3 separate regions of the Homo sapiens genome follow, and regions 1 and 2 are each linked to region 3. The links are chromatin loops, found by intact Hi-C in ENCODE. Cell type or tissue: PC-9. All regions are shown on one strand. Links, peaks and the distances in the headings refer to the core of each region. The heading gives the core; the rest is flanking DNA.

Evidence for each region. Peaks named below come from ENCODE experiments on the same cell type or tissue, not always from the same donor. Only the 100,000 strongest peaks of a DNase experiment are listed, where the experiment ranks them.
Region 1: it touches region 3 in a loop (11-fold over the local background); 2 of 110 quality-filtered maps call a loop at or near these places.
Region 2: it touches region 3 in a loop (5-fold over the local background); 18 of 110 quality-filtered maps call a loop at or near these places.

The regions. Positions count from the first base shown.
Region 1 is chr1:183,233,231-183,238,230 of GRCh38, reverse strand. It overlaps LAMC2 (laminin subunit gamma 2), which reads right to left. Exons shown (of 23, transcript NM_005562.3): 15 at 3,785-3,864; 16 at 2,501-2,656; 17 at 1,627-1,771; 18 at 727-879. Among named protein-coding and RNA genes, the nearest start is that of LAMC2, 49 kb to the right of the region's middle. RefSeq lists a silencer at 3,123-3,417. In PC-9, for the core only: CTCF peaks have their summits at 2,872 and 3,073; DNase peaks (open chromatin) are centred at 3,420 and 4,000; H3K4me3 peaks cover 1,866 bases; H3K27ac peaks cover 3,627 bases.
Region 2 is chr1:182,960,540-182,965,539 of GRCh38, reverse strand. No RefSeq gene overlaps it. Among named protein-coding and RNA genes, the nearest start is that of SHCBP1L, 9.9 kb to the right of the region's middle. RefSeq lists an enhancer at 2,672-2,966. In PC-9, for the core only: a CTCF peak has its summit at 2,876; a DNase peak (open chromatin) is centred at 2,809; H3K4me3 peaks cover 479 bases; H3K27ac peaks cover 596 bases.
Region 3 is chr1:183,619,243-183,627,660 of GRCh38, reverse strand. ARPC5 (actin related protein 2/3 complex subunit 5) reads left to right here. Exons shown (of 4, transcript NM_005717.4): 4 at 67-6,815. The coding sequence ends at 129. Among named protein-coding and RNA genes, the nearest start is that of ARPC5, 12 kb to the left of the region's middle. In PC-9, for the core only: CTCF peaks have their summits at 4,062 and 4,262 (motif pointing right); DNase peaks (open chromatin) are centred at 4,280 and 4,579; H3K27ac peaks cover 3,202 bases.

The sequences.
Region 1 (5,000 bases), core at 1-5,000, 390 kb after region 3:
ATGACAGCAGATCATTGTGATTCACTGCAGAGTCTAGGGGTGCTGTAGCAAACCCCTCTACAATCTGGGACAGAGCAAACTTTATAAGTCCACAACACATTCCATATAGAGAAACTCTAGTCCACCATCAGGGACAGGAACGGTTTTATAAATCATAATTTTAAACTCTAGATATTTCCTGAAGCCAAGTAGTAGACTGAGCTAGACCAAAATTAGACCCAAGAGGCCTAGGTCCTATTCCTAGGTTTGAGGGCTGACCGACTGGGTGGAACTGAGCTAATCACACCAAGATCTCTGCAACTGTTACTTCTTCCATAAGCAGTGCCTTCATTGTTGATTTTTCCAGAAACAGGGTCTTGCTCTGTCACCCAGGCTGGAGTACAGTGGTGTAATCATGGCTCACTGCAGCCTCGAACTCATGAGCTCAAGTGATCCTCTCGCCTCAGCCTCTCAAGTAGCTAGGACTATAGGCACGTGTCATCATGCACAGCTATTTTTTTATTTTTTATTTTTTGTAGAGATGGGGGCCTCACTACGTTGCCTACGCTGGTCTCAAACTCCTGAGTTCAAGCGATCCTCCTGGCTTGGCCTCCAAAAGTGCGGGGATTACAGGGATAAGTCACCGTGCCTGGTCAGAGAGCTTTTGATTATTCTTCTTGCCATATTTATTCATATGGTGGGCATTCAATACATCTTTATTGAGTGAATGAATTAACAAAAGAATACCTCTCTCCCACTTTTTCCATTCTGTAAGAGCTGCTGTGCTTCTTCTTTCCAGTTTCCCAGATTCTTCTGTGTACGCTTGAACTCATCCATATGCCTGGTTACCAGGCTTGAGAGTGAATCCGCTTTTTGTTTGATCCTCTTTGCTTCTTCCACCTATGAGCCCAAAGAAACCAGGGAGTCTGACTTCTGCTTACCAGTTACCACACCAGCCTTGTTAGGACCTGGCACCATTGTTTGAAAATAGCAACAGCCTTAAGAAGCCAAGAAAATAGTCACTAGCCATCCAGGCCCAAAACCTAACAAAAATGAGTCAGTATGCCCAATGAAAGTAAGGCAGCAGGTCCCCTCAATGTCAAACAGGCTTTGTCTCTGTTCTTTTTCATTTTTTAAATGTTTACATGTTAGTTTATATATTCATGGGAACATATATCCATGGGGATTGTGAATTTTTTTTTCTATAGGTAGTAAACAAAATCTTCTTAATCGAATAAGTTTGGAATTGTTAAAGGAACTGATGGCAGAAACAATGCAAAACTTTTGAGAAGAAGTCATCTCAGAGTGGCTATACATAGAGATATACTATAGGTTGGACTCAAGCGTAAACAAAAAAACTTTATAAAAATTTTCCACAGGTTTCAACAATCCCCAGAACTAAGGAAGATACATAAAACTTTTATCCAGTAATAGGTTTAGCATGGGTCAAATCCTTTCCAGAGACTAGGATTGTGGTTTAAGAACAAGCAAATGGGTAATGAGAAGGCTAAATACTCTTCCCACTCTAAAACAGAAATGGTCAACATGGAGAAAAAGCTGAATGTTTGAACAATATTATGGCACCCCCAGAAAAGAAAGTATTTATGGCCCTCCTGTATATCAAGCACACAGGCCAGATGCCCTCACCTGAAAGGACTGATCACTGACTCCCTGAAGCCGAGACACTGAATCCAGGAGGCGGAGACTGTGCTGATAAGACCTATCTGCTTCAATTTCCGCTTGAGTGGCCTCCCTTGTCAACTGCTGGGCCAGGGACTTGGTTTTCTCCAATCTGGTGTTGGGGGTGGGGAGGGGGCGGTAATAAAAAGAGGACTTTGAGAATTCTTTTTTTTTTTTTTTTTTGAGACAGGGTTTCACTCTGTTGTCCAGGCTGGAGTGCAGTGGCGTGATCACAGCTCACTATAGCCTCATCCTCCCACGCTCAAGCAATCCTCCCAATTCAGCCTCCCAAGTAGCTGGGACTACAAGAGTGAGCCACCACACCTGGCCCCCCCTTTTTTTTTAACAAAAGCAAAATTTCACCCTGTTGTCTTGAAAGTATGTAGTTAGAATAACCAGAAGAACCAAACAAAATTATTTATCAGATACTTGTCCCTCTCCACTAAACATAAGCCTTTTAATTTACACAGGTTGGGTCAGAAAAATTCAATCCCAAATTCCCCACTTCTTGATAACAGAAATATATTTCTGTATTTTTATATCTCCCCATGCCATCAGATGGGTTTATTCACACCCTTCAAACACCAGAGGGTGACCATACCTCCCAGTATTGTAATCTCAATCAAAACATTAATTTTATTTAGACTAACCAATCTTTTTTTCTTCCAGTCTTAAAAATATCTGCTTTTCCCCAAAGTAAAACTCCCATGATTTCGGCCCTCTTATTATCATTAATAATATGTTTTTTACAACTAGCATGGTGCCCCTCAAGTACGGTTAGCATTTTGCCCTGGGAGTATCCAAGGTATAATGAGCCACGGGAGGACCCGTAGGAACGTACTTTTCCACAAGCCCTTGCACCACAGCACCGTCCGGGCTACCGCTTCCGCTTCCGACTCCTTCATGCAGGGCCTTGCGCACCAGTGAGAGGGCTTGTTTGGAATAGTCCTCAGTTTCCCTTGTCAGTTGCTCCATGTTACTGGCTGACTCAACGTGGCTGAAAGGATTAAAAACAAAAGAATAAGAGTTTTCACGCAAAGGGCTTCCTTTAGGTTGTTCAGTTACACGAAGGGCAAAGAGTACGGGAGCTGGTCTGATTTAGAAAAACCCTACAGAACTGACTCAAATTACATGGAATTAGAGGTGCTGTCAAGAAGCAGAAAGTGTTTTGGAGAATTCGCCTTATGTCATAGACCTTGTAGTGATCTTTTCCGTTTATGGCATAATCACTGGAGTCCCGGAGCGGGGTGGAGTGTGGAGATGGGTGGGAGCAGTCTCAGGTGATAAAACACTGCATCTGTAAGCTGTTTGCTGCAGGAAGAAACCTCTAGGTCTTATTTCACCCAGGATCCAACCTTTACGCACTTTCGCTTCAGCTCTAAACTGGGCCCACCACTAGGGGGACAAAGCATGTCTATAAAAATTCCCTGGATACTTTTGGTTCCTCCTGGTTCTAAAAAGTGCTTCTTTAAAAAAAACCCAAAGAAACAAAATTAAAAACGAGCTCAGGAGGCAGCTCATGTTACAAAATATACAAATCAGCCCTCTTCCGCTGACTGAATTCCACTTGGGATTAACAGAGCCTGCCACCCTGCTGAGCAGACCGCTACCAGCAAACCTCTTAAACACCGTAGGATTTCTAGTCAGAGCCAAGGATGAAGGGAGCTGCGTGTTATCATTGGGGCCCTGCAGAGCCGGTTTTCAGGAGGAAGTTCCCCCTCTGCAGTCTTGGCCCCCACAGGCTAAAAAACAACTCGTTGCTACTTGTTCCCAGGCTTGGTGTGGGAGTCCCTGAAAGCTGCAGAGCTTTCTCTTCCAAGGGCTGATTCATTTCACGTGGCCCGAGGAATCACATCTGACATACAACACAGCCATACTGTGAGTCATAGGGAAATGTGGGAAAGAAACACCCTCACCCCCAACTCCTGCCAAATGACCCTGCCCAGTGGCCACTTACATACAATAAAAGCCAAGTGGTTAAAAACTGGTTTCAAGGTAGGGAATGGCTGCAAAGGAGCCTGGAGAGAATAAATACGATGCTTGGGTCCCTAATACCCTACACTCTTATTCAAGTCTGGCCTTGCAGAGACGGCTTGAAGCAGAGGTGCCCTCTAATGCTGCTCACCTTTCTGCTAATCTTGTGGCCTCCTGAGCCAGACTTTTAAAGCCATTTGGCCCCACGTAGTGGTCTGAGGCAGGAATGTTCTGTGGGAAAAGGAGAATCGGTTAAGGCGAATCGGTTAAGGCTTTGCACTTGGCCATGGAACTTAAGCAGGTGCATCTGTCCTGTCAGAACCACTTGTCATTAGCCACACAGGGTTCCACACCCTGACACTTACACCATGCCTCTATTCACCATTATTCTATTTTTAAAAAGTATGTATAGGCCGGGTGTGGTGGCTCATGCCTGTAATCCCAGCACTTTGGGAGGCCAGGGCGGGTGAATCACCTGAGGTCAGGAGTTCAAGACCAGCCTGACCAACATGGTGAAACCCCGTCCCTTCTAAAAATGCAATAATTAGCCAGGCATGGTGGTGCATGCCTGTAATCCCAGCTACTTGGGAGGCTGAGGCAGGAGAATCGCCTGAACCTGGGAGGTGGAGGTTGCAGTGAGCCGAGATCGCACCATTGTACTCCAGCCTGGGCAACAAAAACAAAACTCCATCTCGAAAAAAAAAAAAGAAAAAAAAAGTATGTATAGACAAGAGCAAAGAAATCCAAGTTCAAAAAAGTCTGTATATAGATATAGATGCATTAAAATATATATACATAAAAAAATCCAAAACAACAACAAAGTAAAATAAAAATTCTTTTCCTGCTGGAAGCCAAAAAAAATAAAAATAAAAATATATACATGTACATTTTTTATATGAATTTAAAGTCCAGTAGAATATATTCCAAATTTTAACAGTGGTTATTTGATAGTAATGGGATCATAGAGAATTTTTATTTATTTTCTACAACAAACATTTCTGTAATAAAGGAAACAATCAATACACATTATTTTTAATGTGACTTCCTCATTATAGTATCTGATTATCATTCCACTTCCTCTATTCATCTCCCACCCATCCATTTACATTATTGTTACCATAACCTTCTTTATTCAGAAATAGAAGAGTGCTCAATCAAATCTCTCCCTCCTACCACATTACAAACTACATCAAGAAAATCATACTGGCAGCATTTTTTTCCCATTTTCAAAACCATGTCTTCCTTCCTTCCTTCCTTCCCTACTCTCTTCCTTTGTTCTTCTTTCCCTCTGTCCCTTCCTCCATCCTTTCTTCCTTCTTTCCTTCCTTCCTTTTTCATTCATTCATTCATTTATCCATTCATTCATA
Region 2 (5,000 bases), core at 1-5,000, 660 kb after region 3:
AGATGGAGAAACCGAAGTTCAAAAAGGCAAACAAATTTCTTGAGGTTGCATAGCTAGAAAGGGGTTGAGCTGGGATCTGCGTCCATACAGTCTGTCTCCAAAGCCTGAAGACTAAACCACTAGCCTGGACTGGCTTCCATAGCTCTTTCCCCCAAAGTGTACTGTCTGATGTTCCTTAGCAATATGACAAAAGATGTCTCACAGCTCCAGAAGTGCCCTCTGAAAAGGCTTTTCCCTGGGAATTCCATAGACTTATGGTTCAGCAACAAGAACAGAAGAGCTTGTCTAAGCCTTTCCTTTTCAGGGAAACATTTGCTTTCTCCTGGTATAATGACCCTTTTCTCTTTTCATATAGTTCCACAGGTTTCAAAACTTACACAAAGAGCTACTGTTTGATTCTTTAAAATATATTTTTCTCATTATGAAGGAAATACATGCCAATTGAAAACTTCCTAAAGAAAGAAAACATAGAAATACATAAAGAACCACATAAAAATCTCCTAAAACTCCAGAGATAACTGTTAACATTTTTGTGCATTTTCATTTAGGACGTACAGCTTCATAGTGTGTTTTTTCCTATGTGGTTAGGTGGTGAACATTTTCCCATAATTCTTGAGGGCGACAACTATGTATATCTTGAGCAATGTTATATTTCCAGGGCCCAGAACAGAACCTGGCATATAACAATTAGCACCTAATTAGTAATATCTAATTATTTTATTTAATAAATATTTGTTGAATGAATGAGTGACATATGTTCCTCCAAAACGTTTTAAAAGGCCACATAACTATGAATCTATGAAATAAAATGTAACTGTCAAATCACATTAAGATAGTGCATAACTCACTTTTAGAGGTTTCCCCAGGTGAAGGCAAAGTAGTAACACAAAAAGAGCTCTGGGGCAGGAGTCAGGCAGGCAGCCTCTAGCTTAGAGCAGCCGTTATAGGCGTAACAATACAGGCTCCATTTTACTTCCTAACACTGCGGTTTCTTCACTAGTACTATGAAGGAGTTGACTGAACTGTTTGCTAAGATTCCCTTCGATGTTTACACTATGTCTTTATTTTATTTTATTTTATTTTGAGACAGAGTCTCACTCTGTTGCCCAGGCTGGAGTGCAGTGGTGCAGTCATGGCTCACTGCTGCCTTGACCTCCAGGGCTCAAACTATCCTCCGGCTTCAGCCTTCCGAGCAGCTGGGACTACAGGCACTCGCTGCCACACCTGGCTAATTTCTTTTGTATTTGTAGAGATGGAGTTTCACCATGTTGCCCAGGCTGGTCTCAAACTCTTGGCTCACCCACCTCGGCCTCCCAAAGTGCTGGGACTACAGGTGTGAGCCACCGTACCCAGCCCAAGTGTGTCCTTTTTTAGTCTTTGAAAGAGTGTTCCAGTTTTTTAAAAGATGCAGAAGTAGTATGTAAATATATTTTATTTTAAAACTTTCAAGTAATACAGAATTACATAGGGTAAAATATGAAATTGAAATTCCTCTTTTACAACCACCCCCTTCCCAATACCACTCTCCTCAAAGACTACAACTGGTACAGTTTGGTGTCTGTATGTTCTTCCATCCTTTTTCTATGCTTGAATATATGTCCAAATACAAACGTGTAATTGAAAAGAAACACAAATGGAATCATATGATACGTATTATTCTGAGAATTGCTTCTCTCCCTCCCCTTCTCTACAGTATACCTTTGGGGCCTTTTCTGAGTCAGGGCACCTAGATTGACTTCATTTTGACAATATGAATACATCATTGGTTATTTAACGATTCCACTAGTGCTAGACATGGGCTGTTTCCAGTTTTACACCACTATAAACAATGCTACAATAAATATCCTCGTATTGCATAGCATAGTGGTTAAGAGCAGGGGCGTTGGGATCCATGCATTCGAATCCTGGCTCCACCTCTTCACAGCTGTTACTTAACCTGTCCCTGCCTCAGCTTCCTCATCAATAAAATGGGGATCGCCAGGCTGTTTTTAGAGATAAATTAGTCAACGTATGTAAAGTTCTTGAACTGCACCTACCACAGTAAGTGCTAAATGCTATTATCATTATTATTAAAACTACTATAAATAAAATTTTTGTGTGCATGTGCAGCATTTCGGGGGAACTTATATCTAGAGATGGAATTGCTGGGTTGAAATTATGCACACTTAAAATTTTGAAAGTTTTTTTTTTTTAACAAGATGCCTTCCAATAAGATTTTAACTATTTCTATTTCCATCAACAGTGGTTGAGAGTGTCTGTTGTCTTCTGCCGTTGATACCCCAGTTATTATACATTTTAAGTGTCTGCTCCATTATTAGATATTTATACACTGTTCAAATTGTAGGCTAATTAGCTGATGTTATTCTTAGTGTCTTTTCCTATCAAAATTGAAACCTAAGACTTCTGATAGTTAAGACAAGTTTGGGCCATTGGCTTTTCACCAGGGTAGCTTTAGTCGGAAGTTTTAGGTTGTGTCTTGTCCATACCCAGTACTGCCTCTCCTTAGTGGAGTTCATGTGCCCTTAAACATGTATGGTGATTCTTTCTTTTTTGTGTGGTTTATGTAAAATGAAATTAAAATCATTGTTTACCTCCCAAAGAGCTGAAAACAAAAGCAGAACACAAAACAAGTATCAAGGGGTTAGTACACATTATGAAATGTTGAAGATTTAGCAGAACATCACGTCTGAGGTGAAAGAAGTGTTATATGTTACGGAAATGTGTCCGAGCTTGCCCTTTAGCAAAGTGCTGTGCTGTTGTCTTCTGAGTCAGGACTTAAAGCTATGCCTGGCTGAATGCTTCAGGCTCCACCCAGCCCTTTGGGATTGCGGGGGGGCCCTTCAATAGCCCGAAAGCTCTCTAGTGCTCTCCTCTGGTCAAAATAAGGAGGTACAGGCTTCAAAGAACTGTTGTGTTTCTTACTGCCATTGAGTATTTGTTTCCAAAGTGTTTGTTTGTTTGTTTGTTTAGTTTTTTTGTGGTTTACAAAGTTAATGTCAAAGAGTTGAGGAGGAAAAAAATTAGTGTTCTAAGAGAGAAAAATTATTTGTGAATAAATGGCCGAATGAAGTGTTCATTAATACTTATTTTTTCAATTGAGGAAAACAAAAGGAAAAAGAAATACAATTACATTTCACAGCATCCTGGTGTGCACCTCCAAAATAATACAAACCAAATCTCCACCATACAAAACTTCCAAAATACCTAAATCCCCAGTGTACTTATTTAGTGTTTTCTGACTGATGTGAGCCTTATTTATTCTTACATAGGGAAATATGAAAATAATGTGTTAGTATTAAAGACTTCCTAAAACTGTGTTACTACTAATTTATCTATGTTCTTTATAACTGAACTGTACCCTGGGAATGACTTGGTGATGGAAAAAACTTTCCTTATTTTGCAGCTGTCAAAGTCCAAGATTTTCCTTTTGACCTCCTTCAGATCTTTACTCAAACATCATCTTACGGGTGAGACCTTCCCTCTCTGCTCTGTACAAAAATTATATCCCGGGCCTACTCTCCAAAATGTCCTCATCCCTGCTCTGCCCTATCCATCTCCATATTTTTATCATTCTCCATAGCACCTAACTGTCACATAATGTGCCATAAATTTTATTTCTAAAAATTGAGATATAATTCACATACCATACGGTTCACCCATTTAAGCATACAATTCAATGGTTTCAGTTCTCAGAGTTGGGCAGTCATCATCACAATCAATTATAGTACATTCTCATCACCCCAGAAAGAAATCCTGGGCCCATTAGCAGTCAGCTCCCATTCCTTTTCAAACTCTGCCCCTCTTCCCTGGCAACCCCCAACCCCCAGCCCTAGGCAACCACTAATGTACTTTCTGTCTCTATTGATTTGCCTATTCTGGACATTTTATATAAATGGGATCATATGTTATATGGGTTTCTGTGACCTCATTTTCTGTCATTTAGCATGTTTTCAAGGTTCATCCATGTTGTAGTATGTATCAGCAGTACTTTATTCCTTTTTAAATAGCCAAATAGTATTCTACTGTATGGCTATACCACATTTTATTTATCTGTTTATCAGTTGATTGACATTTAAGTTCTTTCCACTTTATAGCTATTATAAATAATTCTGCTATGGATGTGAATGTACAAGTTTTGGGGTAGATATGTGTTTTTATTTTCTTGACAATTTTACGTAAAAAATCATGTTTATTGTCTGTCTTCAGCACCAGCACCAAATACCATGCCAGCACAGAATAGGTGCTCAATACATATCTGTAAAATAAATGAGCTATTCTCTCTCCTCTGCAGAATCTCAAGCGTGTTGCCAACGAGATTCTTCAGTTTGTTTTAATTTTGGTCCTAACTTTTTACCTAAAGCCAGTTTAGGTGACTCTTTGTAACATGGCTTATGCATATCTCTACAGCCTGAGTTTTTGTCCCAAATTGTCCTCTACTCCTGCTATATTCAGCTACCTAGACCAAGTTCTTCTACCCCTGGATAAAGCCACTAACTACTCTCTCTGCTTAGAATATTTACCTTACTCCATCCCCGCATTCTGTCCCTGCTTTAGGTGCCTATAGTTTCCTTCTCTTTCATAACTCAGCCCACCTGGGAATTTTATCTGCTAACAGAAGTAGAAATTAATTACATTCTTTTTGGGAAACGGCTTGGCAATACTGAGAGCGTTAAAATGTTTCTACATCTTGACTCAGTAATCCCACCTTCCCCTAGAGGAATATCTGAAATATAAGCAAAAGCTTATGCACAAAGATATTCAAAATGGCATAGTTGATGCTATAGAAATTAGTGTAGCCCAAATGCTTGAAAATATAAGGTTATACAAATTATATTTATACCAAGAAATTACATGCCACTCTTGAAAATTATGTGTTTAAGTAATTTTTAATGATATGAAAATGCTTATCTAAATAGAAAAACAAACTATAAAATTTAATATGATCTAAACTTTGTAATAGTGTGATAGAAAAAAAAATACTAAAAGAAAATATACCAAAA
Region 3 (8,418 bases), core at 1,507-6,506:
TTTTACCAAATATGAGAATTGACCTTTTATTATTCTGTCAACATTTACATCTTGGTTTGTTTTTAGGCACTTGCTGCTGGAGGAGTAGGGTCCATTGTTCGTGTCTTGACTGCAAGAAAAACTGTGTAGTCTGGCAGGAAGTGGATTATCTGCCTCGGGAGTGGGAATTGCTGGTACAAAGACCAAAACAACCAAATGCCACCGCTGCCCTGTGGGTAGCATCTGTTTCTCTCAGCTTTGCCTTCTTGCTTTTTCATATCTGTAAAGAAAAAAATTACATATCAGTTGTCCTTTAATGAAAATTGGGATAATATAGAAGAAATTGTGTTAAAATAGAAGTGTTTCATCCTTTCAAAACCATTTCAGTGATGTTTATACCAATCTGTATATAGTATAATTTACATTCAAGTTTAATTGTGCAACTTTTAACCCCTGTTGGCTGGTTTTTTGTTCTGTTTTGTTTTGTATTATTTTTAACTAATACTGAGAGATTTGGTCAGAATTTGAGGCCAGTTTCCTAGCTCATTGCTAGTCAGGAAATGATATTTATAAAAAATATGAGAGACTGGCAGCTATTAACATTGCAAAACTGGACCATATTTCCCTTATTTAATAAGCAAAATATGTTTTTGGAATAAGTGGTGGGTGAATACCACTGCTAAGTTATAGCTTTGTTTTTGCTTGCCTCCTGATTATCTGTACTGTGGGTTTAAGTATGCTACTTTCTCTCAGCATCCAATAATCATGGCCCCTCAATTTATTTGTGGTCACCCAGGGTTCAGAGCAAGAAGTCTTGCTTTATACAAATGTATCCATAAAATATCAGAGCTTGTTGGGCATGAACATCAAACTTTTGTTCCACTAATATGGCTCTGTTTGGAAAAAACTGCAAATCAGAAAGAATGATTTGCAGAAAGAAAGAAAAACTATGGTGTAATTTAAACTCTGGGCAGCCTCTGAATGAAATGCTACTTTCTTTAGAAATATAATAGCTGCCTTAGACATTATGAGGTATACAACTAGTATTTAAGATACCATTTAATATGCCCCGTAAATGTCTTCAGTGTTCTTCAGGGTAGTTGGGATCTCAAAAGATTTGGTTCAGATCCAAACAAATACACATTCTGTGTTTTAGCTCAGTGTTTTCTAAAAAAAGAAACTGCCACACAGCAAAAAATTGTTTACTTTGTTGGACAAACCAAATCAGTTCTCAAAAAATGACCGGTGCTTATAAAAAGTTATAAATATCGAGTAGCTCTAAAACAAACCACCTGACCAAGAGGGAAGTGAGCTTGTGCTTAGTATTTACATTGGATGCCAGTTTTGTAATCACTGACTTATGTGCAAACTGGTGCAGAAATTCTATAAACTCTTTGCTGTTTTTGATACCTGCTTTTTGTTTCATTTTGTTTTGTTTTGTAAAAATGATAAAACTTCAGAAAATAAAATGTCAGTGTTGAATAATTTATTTTTCTCTGACTTTAACAATTATGAATGTATGGTTAATTAAGAGGAAAGGTTTTCTGCTTCTACCACCAAGTACTGTACTCTTAACAAGAACAGTTTGGTAGGGTTTTTATAAGACTATATAGATATAAGATGATAGAGAAGAGAGTCATGAATGATGTCAGAGCACTACTGAAGCCTTTGGAGTGATTCCATAGCCTTCTGGATGGCAGCTGAATACCTATATGTAGTATCACTGCCCAAAGACCTAGACTAGAAAGTGCAAAGTAGCTTAGCAGCTGCAGTCATTCACTCCCAGCCTCCAAAATTCTCTTTCTTTCACCTCAAATCTATTTCTTGTACTTACCTACTCACAGCGACTTCTGTTTGCTTTCGATCTTCACCTGACTAGATTCCCACTTTAAAACACTTCCAGGCAATTCAGGGTCCTATGGGTGAAGATAAGCTAAGCAATAGGTATTATTCTTAAATATTACTTAGAGATGGGGACTTGCTATGCTGCCCAGGCTGGAGTGCAGTGGCTGTTCACAGGTGTGATCATAGTGCACTGAGGCCTCAAACTCCTGGCTTCAAGCAGTCCTGCCTCAGCCTCCCGAAAAGGTGGAACTACAGGCACATGCCACTGTGCCTTAGCCAATAGGTATTAGAGGTAGTCAAGTAGGTATAGCATAACCAATTACAAACTTTAAAATCAAATGATACTGAATGCTTTTTCATAAAATCCTTCTTAACATCACTTTCATAACTGAAGCGTTTGGAAAAATTCTGGAGTTCATATTTGTTCACAAGAATGGGTGGGTGTATTTAGAATCTGCCAGTCTATCAGCTTTACTGAGGGGAGATACTAAAAATATTTAACAAGTAGTATAATATAGAGACCGAGTCAAAATGGATACTAGCTGGAAACAACTGGTTCAACTGTTGCCTCCTGACTAAATGTCAGCCCAGGGTATAGTAACCATGACACAGTACTATCCTTGGTGAAGAGTTGGGAATAGGATTAATTGCGGAAAAAATATATATAAATGCCATAGGACACTTTTAGCACAAAAGTAGTTGTTTACCTCCCATTCTCCTCCTTTAATCTCAGTGCTTTTACTATTTGGTTTCTTTTTTGGCATTTTACAAAAGGGAAGAAATGGAAAACATACCCCTTCTTGGTCATTGGGTAACAGCACCATTTCGGTAACAGTCATACTTGATGACAAGTATGATGATATTTTAAGGACATGAACATGGGTGAAATCAATGTGTAGATGGTACAAATTAACCGAATTCTTTTTAAAGCATTTCCTGTGGATCCCAGGATCATGAGGACATAACAGAAGAATAAGGTCTGAATCTTGTTCACCAGTTTGCTCTCAGCCTAATTGGGAAGTAAGGTTAAGCACCTGAAAATTATGTCATACAAAAAAAAAGAGAATTAACGTCATACAATTTAGCATTTGACTGTAAATGCAGTTAGTCAATGTTGGGAGAACAACAAAATCAGGGTGGATCAGAGTATTTAAAGTGAGACATTAATTTGAACTAATCCTTTGGAGGGGCAGAAAGGACAAACGGTCCAAGTGAAATGAACAGAGTAGAAAGAGAAAGTTAAAAGTGGGTTTAATAGTCACTGTTCTTGCAGTTTTAATGTTTTTTGTTTTGTTTTGTTTTGTTTTGTTTTGTTTTGTTTTTTTTGAGACAGAGTCTCGCTCTGTGGCCCAGGCGGGAGTGCAGTGGCGCGATCTCGGCTCACTGCAAGCTCTGCCTCCTGGGTTCACGCCATTCTCCTGCCTCAGCCTCCCAAGTAGCTGGGACTACAGGCGCCCGCCACCACGCCCGGCTAATTTTTTGTATTTTTAGTAGAGACGGGGTTTCATTCACCGTGTTAGCCAGGATGGTCTCGATCTCCTGACCTCGTGATCCGCCCACCTCGGCCTCCCAAAGTGCTGGGATTACATGCGTGAGCCACCGCGCCCAGCTGCAGTTTTAATGTTTTTAACATAAGAATTCTAGATGGTGCAAATTATTAACAGGATCAGAAACTATCTCCGTGATAGATTCAAGAAAGTAAAATTATAGGAAATCATAATGTTTTATTAGCTGAAATAGACATTGATGATCACTTAGTTTAACCCCATGTATAAAGGTAAAAAAGAAAATTAATTAATTAATTTTTTTTTTTTGAGATGGAGTCTTGCTCTGTTGCTCAGGCTGGAGTGCAATGGCACAATCTCGGCTCACTGCAGCCTCCACCTCCCAGGCTCAAGCGATTCTCCTGCCTCAGCCTCCTGAGTAGCTCGGATTACAGGCACGCATCACCGTGCCCAGCTAATTTTTGTATTTTTAGGAGAGATGGGGTTTCACCATGTTGCCCAGGCTGGTCTTGAACTCCTGACCTCAGGTGATCCACCCTCCTCCGCCTCCCAAAGCACTGGGATTACAGGCGTGACCACCGCGCCCAGCCAGATTGATTAATTTTTAGATACACAATTTTTCCTTTAGATTTACAACTAACATCCCCTTACAGACAAAATATGTTAAAAGCACCAAAATAATTGAAAAACACACCCAATTAAGGAACAGACCAACGGCCTCTGTAGAACCAAGTGCCCTTAAACAAGGCTGCTTCTGTCCATATTCCTGCCGCGGGACCTCTGCCCCACTCCCTCTCCCCCTCACCCCAATGTCACTAGTACAATATGTGAAAACCCCAATGTGAAAACGTTCTGTGCAGGTGCCTCTTGTATGATTCCAGATATGGAGGAGGCCCGGGAAGCCCACAGAGGTACAGCATGTCATCTGCCTCAAGGTGGTGCTACTTCACCACATTGATGATCCAACCACAAGCAACATGGGACACAGCATTCACTTTAACATTTCTATTTTCCTTTATCATTTCTGTTACTTGAGTGTGTAAGAGTAATCAACATAAATAATCTATGTTTACATCTCTTATTTCTCTCTGAAACAGTTCCCTAGAATCCACACCACATGAAACACAAATTGAGTAGTGTATGACCCACCTGAATTCCAAAGCATTCTAAAACTCCCGTATTTTCCAGCCTAGCAGTTAGCTCCTGCTCTGCAAGACACACCCTCTTGACCTTGCTGCTAGACTGTATGGGCCCCCTGAAGTCATAGTAGCTGGCTCTTACTCATCCCCACATTCACTTGGCATAGTTGATGTTCAACAAATATCTCTTGGTTGCATAACATTGAACGAGCCAAGTCACCTAAGAAATCCTTAATTTATACACAGGTTCTTAGGGTACCTGAATAGGGCAACACATCAGAAGTACAAATTGAGAACTATACAAAGAGTAAAATAATTCTTGGGTTCAAATACCCTAGAGCCAATCAAGTTTAGTCACAAAGAATTTCAATTCACTTCAATGTGGACAGTTAAGAAGGGAATTTATCAGCCTTAGGTGGAAATCAGAGCCACCATGAGTACCACGTGCAGCCCCTATAGTGTTTAGCTTTGCCAGAAGTCACCAGAGAAAGTGGCTGAGGAACAGAATTCCAGCTCATATCTGGCTAACAGTGGCACTATGGGAGTTTATATGATCTGTTCATTATTCTGTGGCATCACCTTCTAAGAGCAGAGATGTGACCCAATACCCCTTGTTTTCCTTAAAGATAACCATTAAATTATATCCATGAATTTATATCACCGTCCTTGACTTTATACGTAGATTTTTCTAATTCTGTCAACCCTTAGGGTAATGAATAACTTAAATGGCCAATGCCTCTGAATAACATCATACTTCCTTTTGTTTCTCCAAAAATTGAATCAAGATGCCAGGGCAACTAAGATTTTCTTCAATTTGCTAAGTTAAAGGTCAGTGTATTCATTAGCCAATGGTTCTGTATTTTATTCATTTTAGTTTTTATTCGTTTTCAAATAATTTGTTCATATTGTTCAATATTCAAAAGGTAAGAAATATGTACTGTGGTAATTTTCCATTCCACCCTAGTTCCTCTTTTGACAACCAACTATTGTCACTTAATTCTTAGGCATCCTTCCAGATACAGTGTATGCATTTACAGGCAAATACCTATATAAGATTTTACCCCTTTGTGTACATAAATACTAACATACTATATATAGTGTTCTGTTCCTTGCTTTTTTCATTAACAGTATATTTTGGTGGTAATTTCCTATCAATACATAAAGAACTTCCTTATTCCCTTCAGAGGCATTTGAACCAGAGCAATTCCTTCTTGAATAGAAGCTGGGTAAAATAAGGCTGAGACCTACTGGGCTGCATTCCCAGATGGTTAAGGCATTCTAAGTCACAGGATGAGATAGGAGGTCAACACAAGATACCGGTCATAAAGACCTTGCTGATAAAACAGTTTGCAGTAAAGAAGCTGGCCAAAACCCACCAAATCCAAGATGGCAATGAAAGTGACCTCTGCCTCTGGCCATCCTCACCGCTACGCTCCCACCGGCACCATGACAGTTTACAAATGCCATGGCAACATCAGGAAGTTATCCTATATGGTCTAAAAAGGGGAGGCATGAATAATACACCCCTTGTTTAGCATATCATCAAGAAATAACCGTTAAAATGGGCAACCAGCAGCCCTCGGGGCTGCTCTGCCTATGGAGTAGCCATTCTTTATTCCTTTACTTTCTTAATAAACTTGCTTTAACTTTACAGACTGGCCTTGAATTCTTTCTTGTGTGAGATCCAAGAACGCTCACTTGGGGTCTGGATTGGGACCACTTTCCGATAACAATTTTATTTTTATGACTGCATAATAATTCTATTATATAAATAAATGTACCATAATTTACTTAACCATTTCCCTATTGATTTAGGTGGTTTCTGATCTTTTGCAGTTACAAACAGTGCTACAGTGAATAGCATTATACACAAGTCATTTTACATATGTTCAAGCCTATTTGTAGATCAATTCCTAAAAGTGAAAGTTAAGGTCAGTTGGAGGGCATTTAAGGGAGATATTGCTAAATTGCCTTTCTTAAAGGTTTTATCAATTATACTTTCTCCAGCCGTGTAGAAGAATGCATGTTTTCCCACCCCTTTACCTATTCTATGTGTTTGTCATAAAACATTTTTTAATCTTTTCAAATCTGATGTTTTAAAAATGGTATCATATATTTGCATTTCTCTTAATGTAAATGAGATTGCACATCTTTTCACATGCCTAATAGCCAGTTGTATTTTCTTTTCTATATTTTTGTATTTCTATATTTTCTTTGCCCTTTTGATGGTCTTTTTCTTACTGATTTGTAGGAGCTCTTTTCAACAGGAATGTCAAATATTTCTTGCATTTTGAGTTTCGCTTTATAATAGCTTTTACTATAAATAAAAAGGTTATTTTTATTTTTATCTAATTGAGTTTATTAATCTTTTCTTATGGCATTTAGAGTTCAAGTCATACTTAGATTTTCCTGGCTCCAAAATTTAAAAATAGAAATTTCATGAAGTGTTCTTGGATGTTTTTATGATTTTAAATTTTAGTTTTTTTATTTTAAAATATTCATATTTTTCTTTTCAACAATTGCTGCTTCAAATGTAAACTAGAAGAGATTAGTTGGTCCCCATATGGAAGTCTTATCCTAATATATTGACTTGGTTGGTTTTCTCAGGACTTGAGGGTGTTTTCTTAAGACAAACTACCCAAAGTATTTCGCACGTGAAAGCACAGTTTCACTGTCATTCAGGCAAGTATTTACATGCTAAGGGCTGCTTAAAATATTTAAAATACAATCCTTATCCTGTGGGATCTAGATTCTAGGTAAGATACACAAGCAATGAATAAAATTCAATAGTAAACAAGCTATAATAGAGAAGAGAGTAAATTCATGTACAATAACAGATGGGGAGCAATTACTTCTCCAAGAGAGAATGTCAAGGAAAAGGTGTGAAAATGGGAGCATTTCAATGGGCCTTGAAGGCTATCTAAGAGTTTGGCAAATAGAAAACAGGAAGGGAATACCAAGCCGAGGAAACAACACGATTTCAGAATTCACACAATTAGTGAACATTCCAGAATCCTGTTCATTATTAGTATTAAATCAAGTTAATTAAGTGATACCATGTTACCACTAAGTTTGAAGACTGGTTCCAAATTTTCTGGGTCCTCAGATCAAAAGCAAAAGATTTCCTTAACTTTGATATAATACCCAGTGTTTATTCTAACGAGAGGGAAACCATCTGCTGCTGAGATACAGCTACTTATGAGTTTCATGTTATAGCTGTTGTCAGGCCAGGAAGTACATAGACAAAGTATATGCTGATTGATAGTGACTCTCTGGGGTGCTGTATTGAGTAGGACATGTTGGAGTTCAACAGGTAGGTGGACCATGAGAATTAGTGATGTCTGCCATGGGTTTTAGACATGTAGAATCACAACACATATTTTATTCCTGCTCTAAATGATATACAATATCTGCATTATTTGGCCCTGGCCTTTATCTACAGCCCCATCCCCAACTAAAAGTAGGACTGCCTCATAGCACAAGTCCAGGGGACACCATTCATGCCACACAGTTGTGCTGTAAGGGGTGCCGTTCATATGAAATCAGTATAAACCGGGCTTCTGGGAGCTGTAATAATATTGTTTAATACTGCATAAAGCTCTGCTTAACTTTTATATACCAGCCACTGAAAACTCATGCTTACATTTCTCTGCAGGTCTGCTCCATTCTTGCTTTTATCACCAATAATCAGTCTCCTCTGCTTTACCAGTAACATGACAAAACACTCCACCAGAAACCCCCTAAGTTTTCCATCATGATGTTCAGGCACCCAGACCAAAACTGACTTTTCTTTCTCAGTTCCACTTCCAGAGTCCCAGGTTTCATGCGCGTCCATGTGAAGAGACCACCAAACAGGCTTTGTGTGAGCAATAAAGCTGTTTATTTCACCTGGGTGCAGGTGGGCTGAGTCCAAAAAGAGAGTCAGTGAAGGGAAATAAGGGTGGGGCCGT